Linked DNA regions of Homo sapiens: region 2 is linked to region 1. A link is an interaction called in ENCODE POLR2A ChIA-PET data of the cell type or tissue named here. Cell type or tissue: MCF 10A. All regions are shown on one strand. Links, peaks and the distances in the headings refer to the core of each region. The heading gives the core; the rest is flanking DNA.

The links. ChIA-PET counts read pairs that join two places held together with the same protein. Peaks named below come from ENCODE experiments on the same cell type or tissue, not always from the same donor. Only the 100,000 strongest peaks of a DNase experiment are listed, where the experiment ranks them.
Region 2: POLR2A ChIA-PET joins it to region 1 with 54 read pairs; 2 of 35 experiments call an interaction of 5 or more read pairs at or near these places.

What each region holds. Positions count from the first base shown.
Region 1 is chr7:99,823,620-99,834,747 of GRCh38, forward strand. It overlaps CYP3A43 (cytochrome P450 family 3 subfamily A member 43), which reads left to right and starts at 4,394. Exons shown (of 13, transcript NM_057095.3): 1 at 4,394-4,567. The coding sequence starts at 4,497. In MCF 10A, for the core only: no CTCF peak of the experiment used is centred there; no DNase peak of the experiment used is centred there.
Region 2 is chr7:99,629,925-99,634,924 of GRCh38, forward strand. It overlaps ZSCAN25 (zinc finger and SCAN domain containing 25), which reads left to right. Exons shown (of 8, transcript NM_145115.3): 8 at 1-2,484. The coding sequence ends at 96. Among named protein-coding and RNA genes, the nearest start is that of ZSCAN25, 15 kb to the left of the region's middle. RefSeq lists an enhancer at 1-559. In MCF 10A, for the core only: a CTCF peak has its summit at 1,917; a DNase peak (open chromatin) is centred at 1,897.

The sequences.
Region 1 (11,128 bases), core at 2,541-7,540:
TAGGGCCTCCTCTCTGCTGAGAGCCTCAGAGACCCGCAGAGACATGCAGACTACCAGCTGCAGAGAGGAGCAACCCACTCCAAAACCCCCTCTCTGCTGAGAGCTGCAGAGATGACAGGATGACCTACCTGAAGAGAGGAGCCTCCCAACCCAGGGTGTCTTCTCTGCCAGGAGCTGAACACTGATCGGGACACCCTGACTGTGGAAAGTAGCTACCCTTTGTGGGTCTCCTGTGAGCTGTTCTATTGCTCAATAATGCTCCTCTTCATCTTGCTTTCCCTCCACCTGTCTGCATACCTCATTCTTCCTGGTCGAAGGACAAGAACTCAGGACCCACTGAATGGCAGAGGTAAAACAGCTATAACATAAACAGGGCTGAAACATGCCCCTTGCTCACCACGTTGCAGGCAAAGAGAAGGAGAGAAGAGCCACAGTCCTTCAGGGAGCCCAGACCTGGAAGCTCCCCAAAACAGGGTTGTGACTCTTTGGTATCCTGCAGTGCCTGGTGTCTCCAAGTTTGCAGTAACCACTGCATTCCCCAGTGCTGGCTGGGGAAACTGCTTGCAGTGCACCTGGTCCAGCCACAGCCTCACAGAGAGCCAGTGCCTGTGCCGGCACCTGGAGCTGCCTGTCACTGCAGCGGCTGTAGTGTCTGACTGTGCAGTGGCCTGACCCCACATTCATTCACACACCCCTCATGGCTCCATTCCTAACTCACCCTTGGCAGGCATGGGATCCAGGCTGGTAGTGTGGACTGTGTGCAGCTTGCCAACCCAAGTGGGTGGAAGAAGCCCAGCAAGTCCGAGCAAAACTTGGGCAAAGGTGCCACTGGCCAGAGGTTTTAGGCCATAAAAGCAACACCTCAAGGATCCTATAACATTATTGTGATGTCTTCTCCATAATTTTCTTATCTTTTTATGGAAATTTCTTGATTAGATTACTGAATTCAGGATGGAGCTCTTAAATAGAGTGATGAAAGCTTTTTTTCCCTCTTTTTTGAAACAGTCTATCTCTGTCTCCCAGGCTGGAGTGCAGTGGTGTGATGTCAGCTCACTGCAACCTCTGCCTCTCGGGCTCAGGTGATCCTCTGGATCACCTCAGCCACCCCAGTAGCTGGTATTACAGGCATGCGCTACCATGCCCAGCTAATGTTTGTATTTTTAATAGACATGGGGTTTCATCATGTTGGCCAGGCTGATATTGAACTCCCGGCCTCAAGTGAGTCACCTGCCTCAGCCTCCCAAAGTGCTGGGATTACAGGCGTGAGCCTCCTTACCTAGCCAAAGAAAGCATTTTAATGTTTGGCTGTACTATGAATAATTCTGAAAAAGAAGTCAGTCTATTTTACCTGAGGATCTATCCTTTATAAACATTTTAGGCTTTGATTTTTTAAAACTGAAGGTACCCTTTTGAGTGACACCAAAACCAGTAAGTTCAGGCCTGTTGATATGTGACACTGGGTAGGTTCTCCGGGGATTGGACTTTCCCAGGACTAACCAAGTCACAAGGGTTAGGGAAGCAAAAGACCCATAGGGATGGGGCTTCTTAAGAGAAACTCCCCCGAGAGCTGGACATGTGTAGAACAACAGGTGTGTTCTTCAGAAGCACCAGCTGCTCAGTCCGCAGAGCCAGCTCCAACAAGTGGGCTTATAGGGGTTTCAGGCCCATGTTCTACACTCCTGTAGCCCCTTTTATGACAGAACAGCACAGAAATACAGGAACAAAGGAAAAGACTATTTCTAGAGGAAAAGGGGATCAAACGATGTGAGTATTCATAAGAGAAAGTACTAGAGAGTACCCTAGAGTTGCTGCACCCAGCACTAGTAACACAAATCCTTTTCTCCTATTTATTAAGATTTTGCAGAGGAGACAAAGAGCAATTCTTAACATCTGCCCAAGTGGATCTCCCAGAAAGAAAGGCCAGGAGCTTGTCTGGAAAGAAATTCTTACTTTTCTCAGCCAGACATGGAGGCATGTGCCTGTAGTCCCAGCTACTTGGGAGACTGAGATAGAAGGATCACTTGAGCCCAGGAGGCGGAGATTGCAGTGAGCCAAGATCACACCACTACATTCCAGCCTGGGTAATAAAATGAGACTCTGTCAAAAAAAGAAAAAGAAAAAAAAAGAAATTCTTACTTTTCTGCTGACTTACAAGTGCTTGGGCTCCCTTCACTGAGGCTTCTGAAAGAACAGAGTGGCTTTGGTATCCTGCTCATAGGGACAGAACTGCTGAGGCCAAGAAAAATGTTTGTCCTTTCTCCTCTGAAGGTTTGTTAACAACAAAAAAAATCACCCACAAAGGAGATTAATGGGAGAAATAGCATACATATTCATTCATATGTTTATGGAGGAGAAATACAGAGTGATTCCCCCTTCTTGAGAAACAGTAAGTCTCAAAGAAAGAGACTTTCTTTCACCCCCTTTTATCCAGGGGTAAGAACAACTAGCTGAACAAAACTGACAGCTGTCAATCAAGTGGGAAGTCCAAAACTCATGAGAGACCCACCCAGTTTTCAATCATCATGAAGGAGCCAGGGGCTCAATGGCCCCTGCTGGTACCAAGTTGCCAGGTCCCTGCAATGTTCCAGACAAAGACAGTGATGGTAAAAAGGGAAAAGTGGAGGTAGAATGCAAGTGCAGCAGCAGGAAGATATGGGACTCTCCATTTTAGGGTCTTCAAGTTTTTCAGATTTTCTGAGACATGGGTTAACTCTTCAGGTTAGTCTCCTAGTAAAACACAGCCAAAGTCCCAATTGTGTTTGAAACTTTCAAAAATGCAGATTGAAAGAAAGCCTCTTACTGTCTTTGAGAAGTCCAGACTCCTCTTATCCTCATTGCATGCTTCGGAGTTCAATTTAGGTGTATCTCTCACATCCATTTCTGTCGAGCCTTTACCTTTAAATTTTAAACTTGAAAAACTGCCAGAGTACCTGATAGTGATTGATCAGAGACAGAGCCACCGAATTACCCGATGGCAGGCCTTAGAGACCATGGCCTTAGGACCTAGGTTATGCATAGCCCTCACCTTAGGAAGGGGTCCCTTCAAGGGCAAATAAAATGCGATAGTCCTTGCAACACTGAAGCATGGAGTATCCTGTGAGGCATGAACTTGCTTGATGCAGCATGAATGCACCCCAAGAAACATGGGCATGCCCCTCCAAGTGCAAGCATACCCCACAAGTGGGTAGCCATAGAGCCAGAAGGGCAGGTTCCCTGAAAAAAATAAAGACCTCAAGACCTCATCCTAAATGTGAGATCTTGGATGTAAGAGGATTTACTGATTTTTCCACAAAACAGCCAGGCCAGGAAGATAACTGAGCTTAGAGGACTCTTGCTGGTGCCAATGCATTGATTAGTCCAGATGACAAGGGAGAGGATCTTGAGAGCCAATTTTGATCCCTTCCTCATCACCAGGAAATATGAGTAAAGATTGTGGGATCTGTGGAGGACAGAGGGAGAGCTTCATTTTCTATAAAACACAGTCTGCAGATTGAGGAGATGCAGCCTCGGAGGTGGAGAGCTATAAAGTCAAAAACCACAGAGCAGGATAGAGGAGTCAGAGGAGTGAAGAAAAGAGTCTTGATTAGACAGCCTTTAAGCCCCAAGTCACATGTCTCTTAATTGGCTGTTCCTAGGTGGTCAGTTAGTTCTTACCACATGATCTGTTGGTGAGCAGTTGGAAAATTCCCAGGTACAGATTTTTTCAGAAAATGTTATTTGACTTGGCTACAGAAAAATAGGTTTTGCAACACTTACTAAGAACACAGAGAACATGACCATCACCTAAACCTGCCATGGCCTCTTGGGTTTGTTTTTGCTTTTGAGGCACAGGGAGTCCTTCTTGTCTGTTTACCTGGAGGCATGATTTGGCAACCTAGATAACAAACAGAGATAGGCTTTCTAAAAAGAATTATTTTTATTTGGGAATAAAGCATTGCAATGGGAATATGCGTGCCAAGGTAAACTATGTGCTTATTCAGGTAGGTAAAGTAAGACAAAGTTTAAAAAAATAATGAGAAGGATTACATATTTGTTTTGGAATGATTATCCTTGGCTATAAAGATCAATAACAAGACTGACATCAGTTTGAGGTTGGACAGGCAGTTGCTGGGCAGATGTTCTTGCAGAAGTATTTTTCTTTAGGTTCCTGAGAATCTATAACCTTTGGGCTTACCAATAGCAGTGACTGATTTGTTTACTGATTGTTCACAGAATAGGAAATCAAAGGAGGCCAAAATAAGGACAGCCATAATTATTTGCCAATTGTCAATTTGAAAAGGGTACCCAAATCCCTCCATATGAGGAGTAGCATAAGTGGCTTTTCTACTGGCTGCCGCTGTAGACCCACCTCCTTCTCCAGCACATAAATATCGCTGTTAACATTAACTAAATCACCTCTGGGCAGAGAAACAAAGCTCTATATGCACAGCCCAGCAAAGAGCAGCACACAGCTGAAAGAAAAACTCAGAAGACAGAGCTGAAAAAGAAAACTGGTGATGGATCTCATTCCAAACTTTGCCATGGAAACATGGGTTCTTGTGGCTACCAGCCTGGTACTCCTCTATATGTGAGTAACTATGCAGGCATGTTTGCTCTTAACTCTAAGACCTGAAGTGCTAATTGGGCCCATCTTTTTCTTATTTGTTTTGAAGATAAAAGAGATAACGGAGGGGAAGTTACCTAAGTGCCAAATACTGTGAACACATAAAATATTATTAATATGTTAGGACTCCTAATACAACATTTGAAAATGTAAAATTTAGTCTGGGTGCGGTGGCTCACACCTGTAATCTCAGCACTTGGGAGGTGGAGGCAGGCCAATCACAAGGTCAGGAGTTCAAGACCAGCCAGACCAACATGGTGAAACCCCTTCTCTACTAAAAATACAAAAATTAGTCAGGCATGGTGGCACACACCTGTAATCCCAGCTACTTGGGAGGCTGAGGCAGGAGAATCGCTTGAACCCAGGAGGCAGAGGTTTCAGTGAGCGGAGATTGCACCACTGCATTCCAGCCTGGGTGACAGAGCAAGACTCCGTCTCAAAAAAAAAAATAAAACTTTGTCATACTGAGTAGTTTGAACTAAAGAAGACTGAAAGACTTCACAAATGTCTTCAGAATCTCTGACCCTCTTCTGTCTACCCATCCCCCATTCTTTCCCTCCTGAAGTGCAGGGTTGCTCTGAAGTTCTCTTATCTGACTAAGGGAAGATCTTCCAAAAAGAATGCAATTGTCTTGAGCCTCTCCAAATAATCTCATCAATCAGAAAACTAATTCACAGGAAAAGAGAAAAAGTTTGATAATACTTATTCTTTGGAGCACTGCTACCTGAGAGACTTTATCTCCACAATAAAATAACCTTTGTTCATCATGTGTTTTCTCCCTTCACCTTCCCATAACTTGTGTCAGAAACTCCCTATCAGAAGCCACTCCCTACTTTTTAGCTTACAATGCTATTTAAGCTTTACTCATTCAGTCCTTATTTTAGTCTCATATATTGTGGGCCTCCAGCACATATGCATGTAAAATTTTGTATGGATTTTCACTGTAACCACCCAAGAGATTCACCTTGCCCCCTGCCTCAACAGAGCCCATTCATCAAGACAGGGGAATTGTAATAGAGAATGAGTTAATACATGCTGCCAACAAAAAGAGCCAAACTCTGTACAATACTTGAAGAGATTTATTCTGGGCCAAATATGAGTGACCATGGCCCATGACACAGCCTTCAGGAGGTCTTAAGAACATGTACCCAAGGTGGTCAGGGTGCAGCTTGGTTTTATTCTTTTAGGGAGGCATGAGATATCAAATACATTTAAGAAATACATTGGTTTGGTCCACAAAGGCAGGAAATGTGATTTTTGCAGAATTCTTTGTGATAGAGCAGACTCCAGAGAAATTGCAACAACTTAAAGTCTTTCAGATCTGGCCCTAAGGAGCTATAGGAGAGAAAAAAAATCTGTCAGATCACCATTGCCTACCTCTACTCCAACTGGAGCTGTTTCAAAACCAACATGTAGAAATCTTTTTGTCTGGCTGCCCTGTGAACTCAGAAACTAGTCTGCTAAATGATTAACTTTTGGTCTCCTTTTGCTTTGGTAGAATGACCTCTTATTAAGTACCTGTTTAACTGCACCATATACAGACCTATCTTTCATGACAGCAGACCTGCAACATCACCTCCTGAAATGAGGCACAGCTGTTTAACTGGATTGACATTGCTAGGAATGTGAGACTGGTTTATACTGGTTTAATGTGATTCCTTGCGACTCAGCTACCAATTCAATTGTCCTCTCCACAAGCATCAACTCAGCTTTAGTATGTACATTTTCTAGGGAAGTTTATGACAGGGGAAAGTTGGGGCTCCAAAAATGAAACCCCAAAATATGGCACTTAAGCATGTTGAGGACTTTGAACCAAAGGAAATTGAAAGGTCTCAGAAAGTCTTCAGAACCAAGCTAACTCTTATGTTCTCCTGTCTCCCAACCCTGCTATTTCTCCCAAAATATAGGAAGGGGCTTTCTCTGAAGTTCTCATACCTAAAGGAAGATCCTCCTAAAAAAAAGCAATGGTCTTGAGCCCCCTCCCTATAATCTCATGAAAAAGAATCTTAGCAGGGCCAGGCATGGTGGCTCATACCTGTAATTCCAGCACTTTGGAAAGCCGAGGTGGGTGGATCACGTGAGGTCAGAAGTTCAAGACCAGCCTGGTCAACATGATGAAACCCTGTCTCTACTAAATATACAAAAATTAGCTGGGTGTGGTGGCAGGTGCCTGCAATCCCAGCTACTCGGGAGGCTGAGGCAGGAGAATCGCCTGAACCCTGGAGGCAGAGGTTGCAGTGAGCCAAGATTGCGCCATTGCACTCTAGCCTGAACAACAAGAGCAAAACTTAGTCTAAAAGAAAAAAAAAAGAAAAAAATAATATTAGCTCACAGAAAGGGAGACTAAGGTTGATAATACTTGTTCTTTGGAGCACTGATGCCTGACAGACATTATAATAAGATGACTTTTGTTTATCATGCTTTTTCTTCCCTCACTCTCTCATGTCTTGTGTCACCCACTCCCCATCAGAAGATACTACATTTTTATAGCTCAGAATGCTATTTAAGCTTCAATCATCAGGCCATTCTTTGAGTATCATATCTTTCAAGGCTCCCATGCATATTCATGAGATAAATTTATAAGGATTATCTCCTATTAATTGATCTACTGTTAGTTCATTTCTCAGACTCAAATATCAAACCTCCATAGAGGAATGTTCTCTTGACCCTACAGATGTTACACAGATCCGTTGAAGAAGTAAATAAACATTATCCACCTCCTCTTCATTCAACTTCCAATTTCTGTTACTAAGAGTGTTTACTGACATCATTCAATCCTGGGGATGCTTTCTGATTGACTATGAGTTTTGATCTACCTAGACTAACAACCAGAATTTAGCATGGGCAGATAATGGATTATAAACAACTGGAAACCCAAGAGGTTATTTTCGATGTGTGAGTAGGAAAAGATCCCCAAAGAGGGAACCAAGCTAACAGCTGGGCCTGGCCAGGGTGCCACTGTGGGGTCCTTCAAACACATTCTCTTCATGCAATTTTTCAGCTTTATCACATTTTATAAGATTTATTTATTTGTACTGAATATTTAGGATCTAAGAAAAGCTAACCTATAAAGAAGAGAAATCAAGTTTCTAATTCAACTGTCTGGAATATTTTATGGTTACTTATGCTATGTAGCACAGTGAAACTTTTCTATCAACAGAAATGTTCCTGAATTTTGGAAGACCTCTCTTTCAGCTGAAAGCACATAAGGGGCATTTAAAACTATTTATGCATACCATAATTTTCAGCCACACTTTCCTAACTTACCCTTATAGGGCCTACTTTGTGGCACCAGCAGTTGCATGGTTACATCGGCGGGATGCAGCCTCTCTTTTTCCTCCAGTCTTCCATCCCTCAGTAACACCAGAGTGGGAAGTTCTGCAAGGATCCAGAACCTGCAATTGATGGAGTTCACACATAACCCATCAAAGATGAGTTGCAGGCAGGCCTGCCATAAGGAGCACCAGACTTAATGGGTTTTCCTGCAGGATAGTTGATGTACAGAAGCAGTAAACTGACTCTGTGTGACTGATCATTTTGAGAAAAAAAAAAAGTGAGCATGACTGGCATTGTGCTTATCAAGTAAGGATCACCAGTTGGAGGGCCAGATTGCACAAGAGGAGGAATGGCCTTGAAATTTATTCTTTAGTCATTGGTTCCTCTGCATAGTGCCATTCAGAGAACATATAGGTCAATCACATTTACTGTAGTTTATATCAATCAAATCATCTGACCACAGAGATTTGGGTGTAGCTGGAAGGTGCTCACATTTCTATGAAGCCAGTGGAAGCCTTGAATATGGTTGTCATTCCATAGAAATAAGAACACTATGATTCTTCCAGAGCTCCTCTGTGCAGGAATGTTTAAGGATGGCCAGATCCTAAAACAAGGTCAGTGTTTAGAGGGAAGGAAAAGCATAAACACCTCTGAGAAAACAGGAAAGAAGGTGTCAGCAAAGGGCCTCAGTAACCCTCTGTAATTCAATGGATGTAGTGATACACAAACTCATTATTAGTTCAAAAGATAAAAAAAAAAAACCTCACCTAGTGATATGGTTTGGCTCTGTGTCCCCAGCCAAATCTCATCTTGAATTGTTATCCCTATGTGTCAAGGAAGGGACCTGGTGGGAGGAATTGGATCATAGGGGTGTTTTCACCCATGCTGTTCTCATGATAGTGAATGAATTCTCACAAGATCTGATGGTTTTAAAAGTGTGGCACCTCGACCAAACACCGCATGTTCTCACTCATAGGTGGGAATTGAACAATGAGAACACATGGACACAGGAAGGGGAACATCACACACCGGGGACTGTTGTGGGGTGGGGGGAGGGGGGAGGGATAGCATTAGGAGATATACCTAATGCTAAATGATGAGTTAATGGGTGCAGCACACCAACATGGCACATATATACATATGTAACAAACCTGCACGTTGTGCACATGTACCCTAAAACTTAAAGTATAATAATAATAGAAAAAAAAACAAAACAACAAAACAAGAAAAAAAAAGTGTGACACCTCTTCTCTCTCTCTCTGTCTTTCTCTCTCTCCTGCCTCCATGTAATACATGCTTTGCTTCCCCTTCACCTTCCACCATGATTTTAAGTTTCCTGAGGCCTCCCCAGCCATGGAGAACTGTGAGTCAATTAAGCCTCTTTTCTTTATAAATTACCCAGTCTCAGGTAGTTCTTTATAGCAGTGTGAAAATGGACTAATACACCTAGAAAGAGAATTTCCAAATCAGGAAAGAATCAATTAACTAAATAGACATACGTGAATGAAATGCCCTGGAAGAATTCCAGTCTGAACCTCTTAAGGGCACTCAAATTTGGGAACATTTATTAAGCATTCACTCTAGCACTGGGATCATGCAGACTTCAGCTGCTTTTAGTTAATCATTGTGACTTTTTGGGGTCTCACAGAGGAGGCAGCAAAAAAGATGAGGATTGAAATGTAGTGGGATTTTAAGGAATCAGAGAGACTGATGGGGTTCAGGAGGATATTTATTAATTATTTAGGTGCACCAGCCCAGTCGGATTAACATCCAGAGGACTGAGCTCTGAACAAAGAGTTTAGTTACCTTTTAAGCATTTCGTGGGAGGGGGGAGATCTGTGGAGAGGGAAGCATACTAGAGAAGTAAGAAACAAACACAGTTATTCAATTGAGAAATGCATTACATCATTTCTTACATTTCAAGGAAAAACACGTTTTGTGACTTGAGTTTATCTGTCTAGTGACCTTGCAGCTGCACAGCTAGGGAAACAGGGTCTTTGCAATGCCTGGGAAGGGAGGAGAGATAAGGCTCACTAGCCTCAGAAAAACAGGCAGTTAGTTTTTAAAAGACTCCAGCTCTTTCTCTTTTTCAGGGGAAGTTGGGTTTTTTTCATATACAACTCAGTTTCTGCTTACGCACTCTTTAATTTCTTTTAATTCCTGTTCCATTGTCCCCTTTGGTGCTTTTTACAACAGAAGTGTTAATAGAAAGCACCACTATTTGCCACCTCCTCGCGGAGCTGAGCTTTTTCTTCTACCGGCAGCAGCTGATATCTGGTTAATGCCACAACTGTGCGGTAGCGTGTCAGGCTACTATTGCCTCTATAGTTGACTGAATACTCCTAATAAACAGGGGTAAAAGGCAAGGGAGGATGAGGCAAATGCCAAAAATAAGCAAGAACTCACTAATGAGGGTTTTGAATTCTCCAAAGGCTGACAACCATCCTCCAAATAAGGAATCCAGGGACCACCTGGACCAAGTCTGAACTAGAACATGTGCCATCTTGCACATTCTAGCTGTGATTTTCATGACAGCTAGGCCATTATCATCGATTTCTAAGCAACAATTGGTTAAATTAAATTTTTCACATACTCTTCCTTCTGAGGCTAAGAGGAAATCTAAAGCCAGCCTATTTTGATATATAGCATTTCTCATTTGTGTTGCTTGTATTGCCAATAAATCTAGTGCCCTTGATGTTTTATTGGTTATAATTTCAAGGACTGCCCGCAACCTTATGATGCAGTTGAGCATATAGATGGGGGTACGGTACCCCCATGACCTTTCTTGCACCTAGGTAGCTGGCCTATAGTATTTAATGATTCTTTCAGGAGGCCATTTGTTATCTTTCCAGTCTCCTATGTCCACATCTTTTTTGATATTTGTGTTTATTTTTGTGATTATGCCTCTTCTAGTTCTTTTATTTTCATCATAAACTGGATATCCTAAGAGTTCCCCTGGCTTTAGAGGAATTAGAAAGAAGGATGGCTTGATTGTTTCTAACACACATTCCCCTGTCCATTTAGTCAGCAGCTGATATGCCTGTGCTCCACAGGTCCAATATAGGCCAGAGGGTGCTTTCTAAGCATTTGGAGCCTCTAGCCGATGCCAAGTGCGGCTTAGAATAGACAGTGGAGGGAAAGGGTTTTGATCTTGTAAGTAGGAGTTGTTCTGGGCATTTCTTCAATAGAGTTTTGTTTTTAGTCTCATCATAATACTGTTGCCCTAGGCAGATTGTTTCTCCTACTGCC
Region 2 (5,000 bases), core at 1-5,000, 200 kb before region 1:
TACCACTGTCCTGCCTGCGGGCGAAGCTTCAACCAGAGGTCCATCCTCAACCGGCACCAGAAGACCCAGCACCGCCAGGAGCCGCTGGTGCAGTGAGCATAGCAGGTGGCAGGCAGCACCATCATTCATCTTTCTCACTGCAGGGCCTTGCGGGGTGCAAGGTGATGGCTGCAGGAAAGCACTGGTCCCATCGCCTTCCCACCCATTCGCCAACGCGGGAAAGGCAAGGCCTGGCTTACTTAGAGCTTCCAGAGAGCATAGCTGCTTCCATCTCTTACCCAAGTGGTGCTAAACAATTTTTCTTCCAATGTTTGAGGGAAGCAGTCTCCTGCGGTTCAGTTCAGGCTGAGATTTTCTCCTTCAGTGGACTGTCTGTGTCCCCCTGCCGAACAAAGCTGGGAGTAAAGGCAAAACCTTGACACGTGTTGGTAGCTGGGACCTCATCTTCCTGAGGGCTCTGTCTTGCCTGCAGGGTCATAGCTCAGACTCTTCCCCCACCCCCTCTCTTTTCCATTGAACAAACATTTATTGAACATCCTCTGAGCACCTGGCCGTGGGAATGCCGTGGTGAATGAGAGACTAGACGTGATGCCTCTGGGGGTTGTGCGTTGGGGATGCATGCGACAGCCCATGACCCGAGGCATTCTCAGGGTATCTGTGCTGTGTGCCCGTGAGAACATCTTCCCATGACCACTCCTGCCCTCCTGCCCCGTGCTGGATCTTCCCTCCCCAGCTGGGATCTGCTCCCAGGCAACTGTGTGAATTTTACATTATTTGGAGCCTCATCTGTGTCAGGCTATAACATTCTATCCTCATCTGTAAAACTTCCCCGTCCATTATTCCTTGCACTATAACAACTGTCAACACACCAACTATTAGGAAGTTAGTATTTTGCTATTGATCACTGAATAAACATCAGAGTATTTTAAAAAACAGTTCTCTAGAAAGAACTGTTATAATTAAAATGAGTCTGAAAGATGAACTCTAGTATTAATGCCCTATATTTGATGGCACTTTATAGTTCATAAAATTAATTTCACCCCATTCTCATTGGACCCATTTCCCAAGTATTTATTGAGGCCCTGTAACAAACATGTCAGGAACTCTTCTGGGTGCTTGAGACACATCCATGAATAAAATAGGGGGAGAAGCTGTTGACCTCGTAGAGCTTATGTCTCGTGGATGTACCTGATCTTCAGAACCCGTGGATATTCCTGCAAATCCTCTGGGCCTGTATTCATTGCTTTGTCAGCATCTTGCCCTGAAATGCATTTGTCACCTACCTCTTGTTACTAAATGGTCTCTGCCCTCCAGACCCTTGTCATCCAAGGCACTAGGGGTCCTGGACACCCACTGGGGATGATGAGCTGGTAGCGACCTGTTTTGCATGAGTGCCAAGTCAGGAAAAATAAAGATATTTGTAGGCATTAAAAAAAAATACATTTCTTTAAAAATGAGAAGATGCAATATTTGTAAACTGTTGAAGCTTCCTTATTGTGCCATCACTTAAGGGTTTCATTTCTGTTTAAAGTTCTGGAAGCTGCATAACTAGCGTGGACTGACTGCTGTGTCATTGTGCTGTGCCTTTGAACCCTGGCTGAGTGAGTGAGTTTGTCCTTTGTTGATAGTGTCCTATAATTGCAAAATGTGGTTTGTCTTCTGATGCCTCTTAATACCAGATTCTTTTACTGAGATTTTTTTTTTTCATTTTCCATTGTAAATAAGGTAAATGGTAATGACTAACACAAAGCTGTATTACTCAGCCCACTTTGAAACGTGGTTTTATCACCTGTTCTTGTTAGGCAGCATGGTGTCTAATTTTGGCTTAGCAAATGACGCTCCTTGGTCTTCCTGGCTCATTAGCTGTGCCCACGAGGCTGCACTGACTGGGTCGTAAATGTATCTGAGATGTCCACACGGGGCTGCTGCTGCTCCTCTGTAATACTGAGGTCCACATGCAAAATCAGCTTTTTTTCCCCCGTAATTATCAGAGCAGCTAGGCAGGGCTGACAGCCAGGCAGACTCAGTGGGAGGCTTCTGGCCTGAGTGTGGCCTTCCCCAGAGGGTGGTTTTCCAAAGGCAGGTGGGGACTGGGGAGGCCTCGGGGGGCTGCTTGTCATTACCTGAATCACAGATGCTCTTTTGTCATACACAGCCAGCATTCCTCTGGGTTTCAGCAAGTTGGCATATCTTAAGCTTCAGAAGGAGCTGGGCCTTGCTGACTTTCCTATCTGGCCTCTTCCCTATCTCCTGTGGGGCCAAGAGCTTAGGACAGTGTCTCAGAAAAGCCTCTAAGTAGGGGGTTTTTCCCATGGGATTGTGGTAGTCTGATTTTTCATATCTATTCAAATGTTAAGAAATATTTTGTTTTCTGTATTTTTCTATTCTTTAGAAATTTTTTTATAATAGATAATTTCAAACCTATATAAATAAATCCTTATGTATTTATCATTTGACTTTATTATAAACTCATAATCAATCTTGTTTCATCTCTGTCCACTCCTTCCTCCCCGTCTTCCTCCCCCACTGAAGTTTCGAAGTGTATCCCAAGTGTTGTTTATAACCATTTCAGTGTGTACCTGTAAAAGGTAAGGGCGGCTGGGTGTGGTGGCTTACACCTGTGATCCCACCACTTTGGGAGGCCAAGGTGGGATTGCTTGAGAGGAGTTCGAGACCAGCCTGAGCAACATAGTGAGACCTCATCTACAAACAAATATTAACTGGGCATGGGTGGTGCATGCCTGTGGTCCCAGCTATTCAGGAGGCTGAGGCTGGGCATCACTTGACCCCAAGAGGTTGAGGTTGCAGTGAGCCCTGATTGTGCCATTGCACTCCAGCCTGGGAGACAGAGCAAGACCCTGTCTCAAAACAAAACAGTTCCTTAATGTCAAAATATCCAGTGAATTTTAAGAACCCACCTAATTTTTCAATATAATATAATTTGTTGCTTTGTCTCTTAAGGCTTATAATCTGTAGTACTTATCCTTTTCTTCTTGAGATTTATTCATTTTAAAAAACTCGATCATTTATCCTGGAGAGTTTTTTACATTCTGCATTTTCTGTTGTTTTTTTTTTTTTTGAGCTGGAGTCTCGCTCTGTTGCCCAGGCTGGAGTGCAGTGGCACAGTCTCAGCTCACCGCAACCTCCCTGTCCCGGGTTCAAGCGATTCTCCTGCCTCAGCCTCCCAAGTAGCTGGGATTACAGGCATGTGCCACCATGCCCAGCTAATCATTCTGCATTTTCTGTTTGCATACCCATGGCGTGATTTAACATATTTCCCTGCCTTCTGTATTATCTAAAAATGTAGAAGTGTTTAGTGGTGTAATCAGATTCATATTTCACATTTTGGCAAGAACACATTATAGATTGTGACATGCCCTGTTTCTCTTCATATGATTTTAGAAGCCTAGATCTGCTTCTTTCGTTAGTTCTGTAAATGCTTCATCATTTAGTAGTTGGAATATTGTAAGAAATTTCCCTTCATTAACTTAGGTTACCCTTAGATATAGTTCATACAGGGAAGGCAAGAAAATGCTTGATCCTCCTCTTTATTTGCCTGTTTTCAGAATAATGAGCTAGTTACTTTTTGCTTCCTGTAAAGGCAGTCAAGTCTGTAGAAATCAATGCATTCATAGCTTTTTGCTTTTATTGGTTTTTTTGAGACAGAGTCTTGCTCTGTCACCCAGGCTGGAATGCAGTGGTGCAATTGTAGTTCACTGCAGCCTCAAACTGCCAGGCTAAGGTGCTACCCCTTCCTTGGCCTTGCAAAGTATTGAGATTACAGGTGTGGGCCACTGCACCTGGCCTGCACTCATGGATTTAAACATACTTGGTATTGATCAGTCTGCTGGAGTTATAATTTGATGCTCAAATTATTTCACCTTTGACCAGTGGAGGCCCCTGGACCTTGGCTCCTGAATCCTTTTGACATAACCCTAATTCTCATTGACAGCTTCTTTGCTTTCTGGCATGACAAGATGTTCCAGGCAAATGTTCCGTATTTCCTGCCCCTTTTGAGAGTGAAAGTGGGTGCTATTTATTATGCTGGGACAGTGGTGTAAACCGGGACTCTCCAGGTCAAACGGGTATTTGGTCAACTCATAGATGGGCCTCCTTTTGTATGACAAGGCATCTGTGGTTGCCTCACATTGTGATGATGCTGTACACCTTCAGTGTCTGGCTGCATGTGCCGTGCTGCTGGGTAATGAGGGAGGCTGTTGTCCTTTGCAAGAGAAACTCTGTTTTCTCCCCTGGGTGGTGGTAGAACCAGGTAACTGCCTAAGGTCTGTCCTGGGGAAATATTTCATCAAGAAAGTTTGGTCCATGTCATAGTGTGTGCTATGGGTGTTGTCTGCAGGCTGATTATGCTTAAAATACTTTCAGTACCTGTTTTATCCCAGCTGAGAGGCAAGGAGAACCTTTGTTTCTTAAAAAATAAGCTGGTTTCAGCCAGGTGCGGTGGCTCACGCCTGTAATCCCAGCTCTTTGGGAGGCCGAGGCGGGCGGATCACCTGAAGCCAGGAGTTCGAGACCAGCCTGGACAACATGGTGAGACCTTGTCTTTATTAAAAATGCAAAAATTTGGCCAGGCGCGGTGGCTCACGCCTGTAATCCCAGCACTTTGGGAGTCCGAGGCAGGTGGATCACAAGGTCAGGAGATTGAGACCATCCTGGTTAACACAGTGAAACCCCATCTCTACTAAAAATATATAAAAAAACAAAATTAGCTGGGCATGGTGGTGGGCACCTGTAGTCCTAGCTACTTGGGAGCCTGAGGCAGGAGAATGGTGTGAACCCGGGAGGCGGAGCTTGCAGTGAGCCGAGATCGCACCACTGCACTGCAGCCTGGGGGACAGAGTGAGACTCCGTCTCAAAAACAAAACAAAACAAAATTAGCCAAGCGTGGTGGCAGGCGCCTGAGGCAGGAGAATCACTTGAACCCGGGGGGCGGAGGTTGCAGTGAGCCGAGATCATGCCACTGCACTCCAGCCTGGGTGACA